Linked DNA regions of Homo sapiens: region 1 is linked to region 2. Evidence: read pairs that join two places in POLR2A ChIA-PET (ENCODE). Cell type or tissue: Caco-2. All regions are shown on one strand. Each heading gives the region's core, and the rest is flanking DNA. Links, peaks and the distances in the headings are about the cores only.

Region 1 (7,489 bases), core at 978-5,977, 58 kb before region 2:
CAGTCACTGTTGGAGAATGCAGCAGCTGAGCTCCTTGTTGGAGGAAAATGAGCCTAAGGCTTATTTTCTCAGGCTTTAAGTAAACGCTCTGCGGTTTAAAAGCTTTTGGAAAATGCCTGTTTATGGGAGTCTATTTTATGTACAGGTGTCAGCAATCTATCTGGAGAAAAAGTGTTTCCTGGAAGCCTAGGAACATGGCTGGGACCCCCGGGTGGACGGGAAATGCCTCAGCTCCAGCTCACTTTTAGGGACCAAATAGTTCTGGCTGAGGAATGGAAGGAGCATGGTCGGGGGATTTTACCCCAAAGGCCTGGCTCTAATATTTTGCCCTGTTTGCCTCCACCTTTGGGACTGGGCTTTGGGAACAGACAATGCCACAGGGTTGAAGAGCCTGAGTGTCTGAATCTTGCCCTGTTACAGCCCTCTCTCCCCTTGATGTCCTCAAGACATGGAGGTCAAGGCAAATGTCTGCTTTGGATCCTGATAAGCTAATGTGGACCGTGTTGAGAATGCCTCTTTATTGGGCAGGCTGGGGGCCCAGGACCAAGTCACGTGGCTGTTCCCCCAAGCCCACGCATACATCTTTCCGTGGGAGGAAAAGCCTATCTGGGAAGAAGCTGCCCACCAGGAAGAGCCAGGGGCTGGGAGCCTTCACCCCAGGACCTGAGACATGGCAGGTCTGGACCAGCTGCTACCTAGACCACCTGGGGGTAGGGGAGACCCCCATAGATGGGGAGACCGGAGGCTCCCTTGCCTCTCAGCAGGTGGAGGGAGAGAAGAGAGGCAGAGCTTCTCTGGGCAGGACAGTCCCAGCCAGGGGCACTCGACCCCGTTGGCCCCAGCCTTTCCCACATTTTTGATAACATTGTTTTTATTGGTAAATACGCCTCACATACATAAACTTGCGTAAAAGTGTGTGTCCAGTTGAATGAAGAATTATGATGTGGACACCTGGGTAATACTCCTTAGGTCAGGAACTAGACTAGAACTTGCACCCTGGAAGCCCCTGGGTGTGTCTCCCCGGCCAAACCCTTCCTCCTTGCAGAGTCATCATCCTCCTAGCTTTTAGGATGGTCATCTCTTTTCTTTCCTTTATAGTCTGATCGCTTATGTATGTATTCTTAAACAATGCACTTTAGCTTTGGCTGTTTTTCAGCTCTATAGAAACGGAATCATACTCTATGGATTCTTTTTTTTTTTTTTTTTTTTTTTTTTTTTTTGAGATGGAGTCTCACTCTGTCTCCCAGGCTGGAGTGCAGTGGCGCAATCTTGGCTCATTATAACGTCCACCTCCTGGGTTCAAGCAATTCTCCTGCCTCAGACTCCTGAGAAGCTGGGATTATAGACGCCCGCCACCATGCCTGGCTAATTTTTGTATTTTTAGTAGAGGTGGGGTTTCACCATGTTGGCCAGGCTGATCTCGAACTCCTGACCTCAAATAATCCACCCACCTTGGCCTCCCAAAGTGTTGGGATTACAGGCGTGAGCCACCGTGCCCGGCCTGGGTGCTTTTATCTTGCTTCTTTCCTTCAACATTGCTTTTTGAGATGCATCTATATGTGTGGCTTAAGTTCACTGAGTTTTCATTGCGGTATAGCATTTTCTTGTATGAATCTGCCACAACTACTTATTCACTTCCCTGTAAATGGAAAATTGGCTGTGGAATGGGTTGTTAGCAGTGGACAAGGCTGTGATGAATATTTCTGAGGGTGAGTCACTGTGCACACGTGCTCAAGTTTCTCTATAGTCTGCACCTAGAATTGGAAGTTCTGGATTTCCATATCCATAATTTTAAACATAATGCCACTCTTTTCCAAAGGGATAAATTGGGTTGTCCAAATCTTCATGGGTTTGTCTATTTATCATTTTAGTTTTGTCATTTTTTTGCTTTATATATTTTGAAGCTATGTTATTAATACATAAAATTATATCTTTTGGTGAATTGAGCATATTCAAAAACACTTTTGGCTTACATTCAAAAATGTCCCTAAGAGCACTGTGCACTGCCAACACTGAGCAAGAGCCCCGTGTAGAAAACTCACCAAATGGTATCTTCGTATCATTAAGAAGTGACCCAAATGATCTCTGCTAATGCCTTTTGCTTTTAAGCCTATGTTGTATTTGTAACAGGATCTTGGGAAAAAGAGACCACAGAAGAGCAAAGTTGGTAAGTGTGAGCCATAGAAGGTTGGAGAGAGGAGCAAGGTTGCTCCCCAGTGAGGTCTTGGCCCCTCTCCCTTCTCTTCGGAGATGGCATCTTATTATAATTCCTCCAGGCTCAGGGATACAGAAGTGTCCTCAGTTCTCTCCCTCAAGGGAACTGGAATGAGGCACAGGAGGTGGAGCAAAACCTTGAGGACAGCCACGTGCACCTGCCGGTTCCCAGAAGCTGAGCAACAGAGACCCAGCTGTGCACAGCTGTGGCCTCTCCACATGCTCACCCGCCACCCCAGGGGAGTTGGTGGCTGGTGCCTCCCTCCCTGAATTTTTTCCTTGCGTGTTGATTTTCCTTGAGCTCTGGGTGTGAGAATGCTCTCAGGTGCTGTGTTAGAATGATGTGCTTCCTCTCAGCTCACACAGAGGGCCAGATATTTGTCAATTTTGTTGTTCTTTCATTCATGTATGTATTAGTCAATCAGTCAACAAGTATTAATTGAGCACTGCTCTGTGCAGGCATTGGGCTGTTCTGGTTCTTCTTTTTGAGTTTCTTGGTCGCTGTTTATGGACAGTAGATAACACTGTGTTTGAAAGGCCAGAGATGCACTCTGAGGTCCTGCGGTGGCCAGGAAGGCTTTGGCCAGTTAGTAGGGGAGGGTGAGCAAGGGAGGTCTCCCCACTTCCTCGGACTCTTCTCTGTGCAAGTCGGAAACCTCTGATGTGAACATTTCTTGCTACAGGATAACTCTGCTCCTGAGAACCAAGAAGGCTGGTGACAGGAAAATGCCCCCCTGAAGCTGGCTGGGGATCTCACTTAGGGGTGACATAAAGTGAGGGATGTGCTGCCAAATGTCCTTGATTCTTTCTCCCCAAACTAACAAGATCTTAATTAAGCTTCACTCCGGCAGACAATTCAGAGATAAGCTAAGTGCCAGTTGCCGGGGCGCTTCTAGAGGCCAAGGCTTTAACAGCCACCATCCAGTCATGGGAAGACTAGGACTGGGAAGTGGAATTTTATTGCCAAAGTGGGATGCTTTTGAGAGTAAAAGAGGTGCTATTAATACGTATACAGGAATAACAGCTGTAAACCAGAACTGTCTTAGGCAAACTGGGATGTATGATCCCCCTTTCTAGAATGGTGTTTTTCAGAAGCACTCTGCAATGCAAAAAATGTAGTCTGCTTTTCGGCATGTAACTCAGAACTCCTGCTGATGAACAGGAATCCTCCAAGACAAATCTGACTCCTGCTTCCATTTCCCCTAGAGCACAGAACAGGAGCACAGCCCCAGATGCTGCTGGGTTGGGGCCACTTTATAAAGCCCCTCTGGACCTCCAGGACATGGAAAAGATGCATGCAATGCTCCCCTGGGGAAGTAGCAACCAGCCTGGAATCTCAGGGACTCTTTGAAGATGTGCGGGCAGGAGGGAGGAAATTCTTGTAGCTGGGTGGGGTCAGAACACAGGCCTTTGCTCCACACTGACATTTTCTTCAAAGGTCAAGAATGTGTTTGGGCTTTGTAGATGTTTTGCCAGAATATGATTTAGGGGAAGTTCCAAGCCCGGAGATTCAGTTTTTAAGTCGGCTGTCTTCTGTTTCCATGCCACAGTGCATTCATTGATAGTATTTTTAGAAAAGGATCTTTGAAAATGGGAAGGCAGGTATGACAGCAGGGTGATTCATTGGCTGTGCCTCTGCACTGGATGTCTTGGGGGCTGGGCATGAGGTCCCGGACGCGTGTGGATCACAGAAGGGCATGGGCTGGTACCATGAAGCAGGCAGGAACCCAGAGCACTGCAACTGCGCTGTGAACTCTTAGGTAGACCAGAGAGGTGAGGCGGGAACCTGGAATTTGGATGTACTTGCAGAGCTGGGATGGCGCTGACACAGCCTCCTGTGTCACAGCTTCCATCTCGGTGCGCGGGTCAGAATGAGCACCAACGCACACGCAGGATCATGACTCACCTCCCGCCTGTCCCCCCTTGCCTTGCTGTCAGGCCTTACTGCTGAGATACCACGTGTGTAGTTCTATGTGTGCTTGGGCACTCAACAGAGAGAGAGCTGAGATCTGCTCAGCTTTCTACTTAGCCAACGAATGTCCCACCTTCTGAGACTTCCCAGGTGCAAAACCCAGCATTCTCCTCCTAGTGAGAGGCAGCTGCCCTGCAGGGATGGACAGGCACTAGCTGACCCTCCAGGCTGAGGCGATGACAACCGGGAAAGATTTTCCATGCCTTTTTTGGTTCTACAAAAGAAAAAAAAAACAGGAAGACTGAAAGAATGGTTTATAATTGATTCTTAACAAGGAAGGATAATTAAACTAATAATAGTGCTAACGATAATAATTACTAGATGCAGTAGCAAACATTCTTAAATTCAGCATTTCAACTAATCCTCACAAGGACCCGCTGAGGTTGGTATCATTAGCTCCATATTTGAGCTGGAGAAACAGAGGCAGAGAGAGGCTGAATTGCTTGCTTGCCTGACATCGCACTGCTGGGAAGTGGCGCCAGTGTGGGAGCTGTCCTGGTTCATGTGGGACACAGGGACAATGACAATTGGCCAGACAAGAATGTCCTTGGGCTCCCACTATCAAATCCCACAGCTTCCCCTGTGTTTCTCTCTATTCTTTCCCCTTTCTAAATCGTGAGGAAGGCAAAGGTGGCCCTGCCTGTCCCAGGCTTGGGCATACTGAGGGGCCCTTCTCCTCTCTCTGCTCCAGCTTTTCTTATTCCCCATCGGGTCCTCCCATCAGCACTTACTGTCTCACGTCTCCCGTGAAAAAGAAACAGACAAAAGCTCTCTTCCTGGGGGGCTTCCTCCCTCTTCTCTGTGCTTCCTTCCTGTGCCACTAAATTTCTAGCAAGAACTTGGGTGCGTCCACTTCACAGCCCGCTGCCATTTGCATTCTGCCCCCATCAGCACGGCCCGGTCACCCATCAGCTCATAACTGAACCCAGCGTCCGCCTCTGTCCCTGTCCCGCTCGCCTTCTCGGAGGATTCGAGAGCGGCCACTCCTTCCTGGCTGCAGCGCTCCCCTCTCTCCCTTTCCTCACGACACCTCCTCCTGATTCTCCCTCTCTTCCCCCAGCCGCTCCTTCCCAGTTTGCTTTACAGATGCTCCTCTTCCTGCCCACTCGTGAGGCTGAATTTTAGGTGTCAGCTTGACTGGGGCGCGGAGTGCCCACATATCCTAGGTTTGTCTATGAGGGTGCTTTTGGACCAGGAGCATTTGAATGGGTGGGTGGAGCAAGGCAGATGGCCCTCCCCAGTGGGTGTGTGGGCCTCGGCCAATCTGCTGCCGGCCTGAATAGAACACCAGGCGAGGGAAAGGAGAATTTACCCTCTCTGCCGGACTCTTCTGGAGCTGGAACCGCAGTCTCCCGCTGTCGAACTTGGACTAGAACTTACACCATCAGCTCTCTTGCTTTTCAGGCCTTTGGACTCAGACTGGAACTGGGTCTCCAGCTTCCTGATGGCAGATCTTGGGACTTCAGTCTTCACGACTGTGTGAGCCAATTCCTTATAATAAATCTCTTTATATATGTATTTATATATAATCTATGGGTTATTTCTCTGGATAACCCTGAATAATGCACCCTTCCACAGTGCTGGTGTCTCGGAGCACTCTTCACTTCTCCTTGCTCCTGTAACCCCATGTCTGTGATAACAGAATTTGTGTCACATTGTCATAAGCCTAATAACATCCTTGAGGGCACAGATTGCATCTTATTCATCTACCTAAGCCATAATAGGTGCTCAGCAAGCGTTTGAACAAATGAATGAACAAACTACAAACTTGAAGACACAGAGAACCAAGCATAATACATATGACCATGAGTGATTCTCATCCACCGTCCATTCAGCCCCTGCTGATGGGGATGCCATCCATGGGGACTGCCATCCAGATGCAGAAAGCTAAAGATTCCCTCCCTGAAGGCTAGACACAGTGGCTTACACCTGTAATCTCAGCACTTTGGAAGGCGGAGGTGGGAGCATCATTTGAGGCCACAAGTTCAAGACCAGCCTGGGCAACATAGCGAGACCTCGTCTTTACAAAAAAATTTTAAAACATTAGCCATCTGTGATGGCGCACATCTGTGGTCCCAGCTACTTGGGAGGCTGAAGCAGAATAATTTACTTGAGCCCAAGAGTTTGGGGCTCCAGTGAGCTACGATCGTGCCATTGCATTCTAGCCTGGGTGACAGAGCAAAACACCTGTCTCTTAAAAAAAAATGAAGATAAAAATAAAAAATAAATAAGAATGAAATAAGATCCCCTTTCTGGTCCTCTGCACCCAGCACCATGAGTCCTACTCACATCCTAGGGTCATCACAGCAGGGATGTGCCCTGGGCACCTCGGACTTCCTCTGACCCTAAAGTTAAGGCTTTTACCTCCACTGCTGTGGTTATTTTAAAAAATCTTTCAACCATTTTTGTCTCTACATTGCATCACACTGCTAAAATGGGGTCTCTTCTCTCTGGTCAGAAAGGCAAGTGCTCAATTTTTCTTACCCGTTACACTGCAGGAAATGGGCTTAGTTCCCCGTGCTATACTGACTCCAAGCTGGCTGAACTGGCATTTCTTCTATTTGTGCCTGGTTTTTGTTTTGTTTTTCATTATTTTTTTGCATTTGGCATTTTTTCCATTTGGCCACCCCAGGCCTTGAGCCTCAGGACTTTACCATCACACACTGGTAAGATAAGAGGTGCCTTACCTTACCACACTGCTTAGTTTCCTTCCAGTCTCCTGCCTCAGTCCCTCTCTATCTTCCCCGTTTGATTTCTTTATTAATTATGGGCCAATGTTTGTCTCTCTCTGGATTGCCCCACCTGCCCCTGCCCCAGAATGTAAACCCTTAAGATATGTACTTTGTCTTGCTCATAACTGTATCCATAGCACCTAGGACACAGCTTGGCCCAATACATATTTATTGAATAAATATCACCAAATGAATATTTCTGTATTTGTTGTTGTTGTTACTGGGTTTAATATTCTGACCTGGACAAGACAGAGCTGTGTTATTTCTCTAGGTTGTCTGACTCTAAGGTCTTGGTGATCCCTCTGGTCTTGAAACCCCTCTGTGCTCTCTTAGTGTTCAGATGGGCAATGCCTCATGGCAAGACATCTGTAGGAAAATTTGGGGGTACAGATTGTGTCTTATTCTTCTACCTAACCCATAATAGGCATTCAGAAAGTGTTTTAACAAATGAATGAACAAACTACAAACTTGAACACACAGAGTAAATATCTTTTCATTCACGTTACTCGGCCATTTTCTTGATGGTTGACTTTTAGGATGTATATAATTCAAGAACCAGAATATATAAAGT
Region 2 (7,489 bases), core at 895-5,894:
CGCGCCACTGCACTCCAGGCTGGGCGACAGAGTGAGACTCCGTCTCAAAAAAAAAAAAAAAAAAAAAAAAAATCCCCCATAAAGCGCAGTGAGATGGTTTTGGGTAAACAATTCTGCAGAATGATTCTGTATATGTAAGATTGAGAACCACTGAACTCTAATGGAAAGATATTTTGTATGGTGATATTGGGGCCTTATATAAGAAAACTGTCAATCTCTAGTTGTGCATAGGAGGGAGGCAAAGAATTCTAAACTATCCCTTTTTGCCAGTAGAGACCTCCCCATCTTATAGGAGTCAACTTCTGTAACTTTATTTATTAACTTATTTATTTATTTTAGACATGTTCTTGCTCTGTTGCCCAGGCCGGAATGCAGTGGCATAATCTTGGCTCACTGCAACCTCCACCTCCTGGATTCAAACGATTCTCCTGCCTCCCCCTCTTGAGTAGCTGGGATTACAAGTGTGCGCCACCACACCCGGCTACTTTTTGTATTTTTTTTTTCAGTATCCAAACATCAGGTGATCCGCCTGCCTCAGCCTCCCAAAATGCTGGGATTACAGGCATGAGCCACCGGGCCTGGCCAACTTCTATAACTTTAACACCTGGTAATAGATTTGTTGTTGTGAGGAGTGAGAACTTCAGTCCCCCATAGGTGAACTGCATGCATGATGTCACCACAAAGGGAGGGCTTTGAATGTAGGCTACTAACGAGACTTTTGGAAACTTTACATTTTTTGATGCCGTCAACAGGACTGATTAGAGCTCTGCAGACAGTCAGTATCCTTTTCTTATGTGAAAACCTCTGTCCCCTTCCCCATCAAATAGCAGGCACAGAAACTGGGTGGCCTATCATAGACCACCTCAGCCAGCAAGTGTGGGGGTGGGGGAATAAAACCTACCTACTCTCGCTTCCTTTGTACCTCCACCACTAGGCCATTTCCTGACGGCATTTCTGCTTCTTTAGGAATCTCCCTGAAAACCAGATTCCACAGCAGACTTCCAAGCATTGTAGAAGGTCTGCATAGTTGGACACTTTTGGGTTCCTCCATTTTACTTAAGATGGCGGAGGGGGCCAGGCACTTTGGCTCATGTTTGTAATCCCAGCACTTTGGGAGGCTAAGGTGGGTGGATCCCTTTAGCCCAGGAGTTCGAGACCAGCCTGGGCAGCATGGCAAAACCCTGTCCCTATAAAAAATACAAAAATTAGGGAGGCATGTTATAGTGGTGCATGCCTGTTGTCCCAGCTACTCAGGAAGCTGGGGTGCGATGATCACTTGAGGCCAGGAGGTTGAGGCTGCAGTGAACTATGATCACACCACTGCACTCCAGCCTGGGTGACAGAGCAAGACCCTGTCTCAACAACAACAACAACAACAACAACAACAACAAAACTGACTGGATGGAGTGTGAGTGTGTTTTGTGCAAACCAACAGATATAAAATGTAAACAACGCACTCTAAGTTGCCGGAACAAGGCCAAGCAGCGCCCCACCAGCCAGGGAGGAGAGCTGCTTGTGACATGACCACCTGCCGGCCCCAGAGTCCCCTTGCCACCCCTGAAGGGCTACGAATCCCAGAAGCACAGGTAACACAGCCACGCGACTCCCAGGTTGATGCAGGGACAGATGGTTGAGCGGCTTTCCACCTCTGCAGCTTTAGCTAAATTATGGAGGCTGAGATATGCAGAGAAACATCTTCAGGAAATACACACAGGAGGTGCAATAAAACACTTCTGGGGCTATGTGTGTTCTGTTTATTTAGCAGTTTGTGAGGTGAAAAACACATCAGAGTAAACCACTTTTCCTCCAGACTTTTATCACGCTCAATGTTATGACTATCTTTGGGTTTTAGAACACTCAGCTTGTTTTCCTTGAACACAATTTAAATTATAAGCTGGGAGGGGAGGAGATCTTTGCAGAAAACATTACGCTTATAAATTGAGTGCCGACCACCACTGCTTCAGGATTTGTCATTCCTGTCCCAGAGGTGGCCTGTGTGGACTCCCTCCTGGAAAGGGCTCTGCAGCATCCCTCGGCATGCTGCCTTCCAGACACTGGGGATGGCCGGCAGCAGCAGCTGGAGCAGCTGAGAGCAACAGAGAGGGAGCACCAAACACGCAGGGGGTGGGCGCAGGACTCAGACATCTGAGTTCTGATCTCTCCTGTCTCACCGCCCTGCTGGTCACCTCTTCCCGGTTCATCGCCTGCCCCCACTTCTGATTTCTCAAGAAAGGATGCTACTGATGACTTCTAGAGAGAAAATAAGAAGGCTGATGAGGGGACCGGAATCGCCTGCCTCTGTCTTTGTTTTCTCCCCTTTCCCAAGTGCCTGGGGTGAGGCATGGGGGAGGGACTAGACATGGAAGAGAAGGAGAAAGTTCTAGAAGACTGTCTTCCTAACGGGAACGTGGCTGCCGGTAGAAAAATCAGCAAGCCAGGCAGTCTGGGAGATGGGTGAATGGGTCGTGGTGTCCTCTGCAGAGCACACTCAGAAAGCTGCTCCCAACTGTGACAGAGCCCTGCAGGGACTGCTGGGTGTCGCCTGGCTGGGGACAGGGCCTTCCTGGATGTTGGGCTGGCTCTGCTCATCCCACAGTAAGCGAACATCCACTGCTTCTGGTCGGCAGGAGTTCAGCCCCAAGTCTTGGAGAGAGCTCTGTTTCTTCAGCCTCTGCCACTCCCATGTCATAGGGATTCGATCACAATTATGGGATCCTGAAAGGGAGACTTAGTGCTAGTGTAGCTCAGAGACTGGCACAGTCTTCCCAGTGCCAGGTCAGAGGATGGCGCAGTGGCCATGACGTGCCCTCTGCAGAGAGCCGGTGTCAGGCAACTGCACTTTATGACAGCCTGATCAGTGTGGACGTTGACCCGGCCCATAGCCAACAGCCCACCTGTGGGGAGCTTCCACTGGCAGAAGGCGGTAGCAGCTTGGGGAGACACTCGGGGCTCCACCACATTGGTAGCATGGGTCATGGGAAAGGGAAGAAGGAGCATGGACACCTTGTCACAAAGCTCAGTTCCTCTTGATTAGAACCCAGCCCTCTGGAGGCAGCAGAAACCACCAACAATCTTCTATTTTAAAATCTATTGTTAGAAACTTCAGGCATCCACCAATGTGCTCAAACCTGGCTCTGCACCTGCAAAATTGTTTTGCACAGTCCTGAATAAATGAGGCTAGAGTTCTTTCCCTGGCACGTCCATGGGGCCCTCTCAACCCAGAAATCGTCCAGTGACAACAGTCACTGTCCCCACTGTCATGCCCTGTTTAATGAAGGTCCTTCCAGTGTGGTCTTCCTTTTGCTTCCTTCCTCCTCTGCAAGCTAAAGACCATAAAGACTCAGGGTCTTTCGGAGTTAATTCAAGCACCAAACACCATTGTAGATGAAACAGACAATAATGTGAAAATAAATAACAGTCACCTGTCACCTTGTCTTCCAGAGATAACCACTGCTCATATTTTCAGTGTCTATCCCCCCGAGTCTTTTTCCTGTGCACACACACTTTTGTATTTTGACAGCAAGTAAAGAACCAGGGAGAGGTGGCCTCCCAGGCCATTCAGAAATGCAATTTAAACAACTAGGCATGGTTCGCAAACTTTAGTGCTCATAAGCATCACCTGGAGAGCTTGTAAAACACATTCCCAGACCCGACCCTCAGGAATTCCACATTCCCTGGGTGCTGAGAGAGACAGGCCGGCCCATCCAGCCCAGACTCCTCAGAAAACCACTCGCACCTTCCGGGCTCAGGCACTGTGGCTTCCTGAGGAGGCTTTGACCTTAGATCACACTCCAGCTGGGCCTTCAATGAAGAGTCTGTCAGGATGAGAAGGGAAAGAATGTTCCAGGTAATTGTGCAGGGCAGGGAGCCCTCTGAGGTCGTGGTCACTGGGTCCCTGGTGGTAATTAAATAAGGCATGTAAAATGCCAGGTATAATCTTCACCCATATTATGTGACCAGCAAACAAATCCTGTCAGCTCCCGGATCCACCAACACCCGTTTTATCTTTTGGATTTTTTTCATCGTTAAAAATTCAAGCATTGGCTGAGCACAGTGGCTCATGCCTGTAATCCCAGCACTTTTAGAAGCTGAGGTGTGAGGATTGCTTGACGTCAGGAGTTGGAAAGCAGCCACACCCCTGTCTCTACAATAAATTTTTTAATTAGCCAGGTATGGTGGTATACGCCTGTAGTCTTAGCTGCTGCAGAGACTGAGGTGGGAGCATTGCTTGAGCCCAGAAGTTCAAGGCTGCAGTGGGCTGGGATCACACCAATGCACTCCAGCTTGGGCGACAGAGTGAGACCTTATCAGTAAAAAAAAAAAAAAAAAAAATCAAGCACTCACAAATGTAGCGAGATGAGTACAAGGAATACCCTTACACCCATCACCCAGATTCAACAATTGGCAGGACTCTGCCACCCGACCGCCTTTTACTGGCTTAGGTCTGGTCCAGAGGCCCAGAAACAGGGAGCAGAAGGAAGCCTTCAGGGAGATGCCAGGGGAGAAAGAGGTCGTCCCCAACAACAGTGGCGGGGGAGCCAAAGTGTGGGACAGCAGGAAGTGAGCTGCCAGCGAAGCTTCCTGGGTATTAATGCATGAACCTGATTTTGAAACAAGCAAACTCAGAAATGCTTCTCTGACTCACCCATCCCACGAACGGCCCTGTGGATAACATAAGTTTTAAACGGGTCGTTAAACCTGCCCGTAACCTGGTCAACCTCGCCATGTTCATCTGCATGGACGTGTGGTCTTTGGCACCAATGACGTGATGGCTGCTGGAGCATTTCCATGGGATGTACAGGTCCACAATCTTACTGGCATTGTTCTGTGTAGTGAGGCCACACTAGGCACGAGCAGAGAAAACTGTTTTGTTTTGTTTTGTTCTCTGACTGTTAAAACTTTCTTCACATGTTGGTGGTCTCTAACAGCCTGTTTATATTTAAGGGCCAGTCACTAGAAGGTTTCTTGGAAGCTCTGTGCGTTGTTGTAGACTGTTGTTCTCAACTGGGGTGATTTTGCCCCCAGGAGGCATTTGGCAATATCTGGAGACATTTTTGATTGTCCCAACAATCAAAGTGCTGCTGGCATCCAGTGGTAGAGACCAGGGATGTTGCTCAGCATCCTAGAATGCACAGGACAGTCCCACAACAAAGAAGTAGCCAGCCCCAGATGCATAGTGCCAGACTGAGAAAGCCTGCCCTGGGGTGATCACGTGGGCACCAGTCCTGTCCTTCATATCTGTTTCTTTTGAGTGGATCAGTTTCCATCCTGAGAAACCCATCCCTCACCAAACTTGGAAGGCAGAGTGTGTGGCTCCAGCATTCAGAAGCCAGGTGCACTCAGTAAGCAGACTTTCAGACACACCCGCTGTTTTCAGTGCGGAGTCTCTGGTATGAGGAAAACAGTGCAGAACTTCTCTGGGTCCATTTCCCCTGAAAGCAACCTCCTGACATGTGTGAGGTGGGCAGGTGGAGTGGCCAGGCTGGTTGGGCTTGGGAAGAGGACCTGGCGTGGGAATGTGTGGGGCATTGGAAGGAGGGTCATCTAGCTGCTCCTTATGCAAAATTCAAACAGTCCTGCTCTTAGCTCTGTTTTGTACTCCCACCTTCGCTGACCCTGGGGGCCTTCCATTCCTGAGCCTTCCTGAGATGTTCATTGTGAGTAGATCTGCTTCCTGCAGGCAGTCAGGTGTCCACTCTCCCTGGGTGATGTCCGTGACCTTGTGCTCTGTGTCTTCCAGCATGTTGTGGTTGGGCCCTTCTATGGCCTCCTCTGCACATGCATGTCTGGATTTATCCCTTTGTTGTCATTTTAGTGAGGGTTGGGGAAGGAGTAGAGATAAACATGTGTTGAGTTTATCATCTTAAACCAGAAGTGGTATCCTTGTGTGCTGGAAAACTGTAGATTTCATTAAAAGCTCTGAAGTGTGTCTGGCTTCTGAGGAGGACAAAGTGCTGGTGCTGGAGCTCTTCTGGCTTACCTAGAGGCAGGATTTGAGGGATGGCATCATATAGGAGGAAGAAGAGCTCTGTGACCTTCATGTTGCAGAGCCTCAATGTCCCTGTGTGTGAAATGTGCGCTCTCAGTCCTGCTGGTACAGATGGAATGAGGGGATGGGTGTGGAAGAGCAGAGAGCACTGCCGAGGGCTGTGGTTTATGATTGCCATCCTCATGGCTGCAGTCATTACCATCATCTCCTTTAACTGTATGACCAAGGCAATGTGTCACTTCGGTACTGTGACAGAATGTAGCTCCCTGAGCTCCCTGGTAGACAGGCTTAACCCAGCAAATGGGCATGGGTACCAACTGCTTCGTTTTCTTGCCAGAGGCCTCCAGTTTGGTTGGCAGAGTGGTGACCAGCTGACCAATTGAACGGGGCTCTTCAGTGTCACAGATGATGCAGCAGTGCAGAGGGGCAGTGACTCCAGCTCCGGGTACAGACTCCAGCAAATGGCCAGGGAGCGGGGAAGGCCGACCTGGGGTGACCCTGCAGCCCCTGCCCCATTGTCCACCCCCTACAATGGAAGAAGCAGGCTCACTCCAGTGGCTCAAAACTCCCCGCATTTTGGTATCCCACCTGGTTCTTTTAACTTGAGGGTGAATTAATTTGAAGGATGAGGGATAGGACCCAACCATAACCAAGTAGGGATTCACTGGCTCCTTCTATCAGCGGGTAGGGTGGGGAGTGTTGGTCTCAAGCCTCCATTTAAGGGTGGGGACCAAAGCTCTGTCCCTGCCGCAGGGATTTCAGGTATCAGCCAGCAAGTGTGTGTAGGTGTGTGTGGGGGTGGGTGTCGGGCGGGGTATTTCATTCTCTGATTGGCCAAAGCCAACAGCATCACCTCAAAAAGAACTTTTGACTGGAGAGAATCATGGATGTGGAATATTTGTCTAAATAAATAGTGAGGCCAGGCGCGGTGGCATGAGCCTGTAACCCCAGCACTTTGGGAGGCCGAGGTGGGCGGATCGCTTGAGCTCAGGAGTTCGAGACCAGACTGGGCAACATGGTGAAACCCCATCTCTACAAAAAGTACAAAAATTAACTGGGTGTGGAGACTATTATTGTGAGTGAAGTAACTCAGGAATAGAAAACCAAACATTGTATGTTCTCATTCATATGTCAGAGCTAAGCTATGAGGATGCAAAAGCAAAAGAATGACACAGTGGGCCGGGCATGGTGGCTCATGCCTGTAATCCCAGCACTTTGGGAGGCCGAGGAGGGTGGATCACCTGCGGTCAGGCGTTTGAGACCAGCCTCGCCAACATGGTAAAAACCCATCTCTACTAAAATACAAAAATTAGCTGGGTGTGGTGGCTGGCGCCTGTAATCCTAGCTTCTCAGGAGGCTGAGGCACGAGAATCGCTTGAACCTGGGAGGCGGAGGTTGTTGTGAGCTGAGATTGCACCACTGCATTCCAGCCTGGGCAACAGAGTGAGACTTTGTCTCAAAAAAAAAAAAAAAAAAAAAAAAAAAGGCAGAGTGGACTTT

Evidence for each region. Peaks named below come from ENCODE experiments on the same cell type or tissue, not always from the same donor. Only the 100,000 strongest peaks of a DNase experiment are listed, where the experiment ranks them.
Region 1: POLR2A ChIA-PET joins it to region 2 with 5 read pairs; 6 of 35 experiments call an interaction of 5 or more read pairs at or near these places.

What each region holds. Positions count from the first base shown.
Region 1 is chr13:27,032,689-27,040,177 of GRCh38, reverse strand. No RefSeq gene overlaps it. Among named protein-coding and RNA genes, the nearest start is that of USP12-AS1, 89 kb to the left of the region's middle. RefSeq lists an enhancer at 3,182-4,381. In Caco-2, for the core only: no CTCF peak of the experiment used is centred there; DNase peaks (open chromatin) are centred at 3,547 and 3,967.
Region 2 is chr13:26,974,887-26,982,375 of GRCh38, reverse strand. It overlaps the pseudogene RPS21P8. Among named protein-coding and RNA genes, the nearest start is that of USP12-AS1, 150 kb to the left of the region's middle. In Caco-2, for the core only: no CTCF peak of the experiment used is centred there; a DNase peak (open chromatin) is centred at 3,675.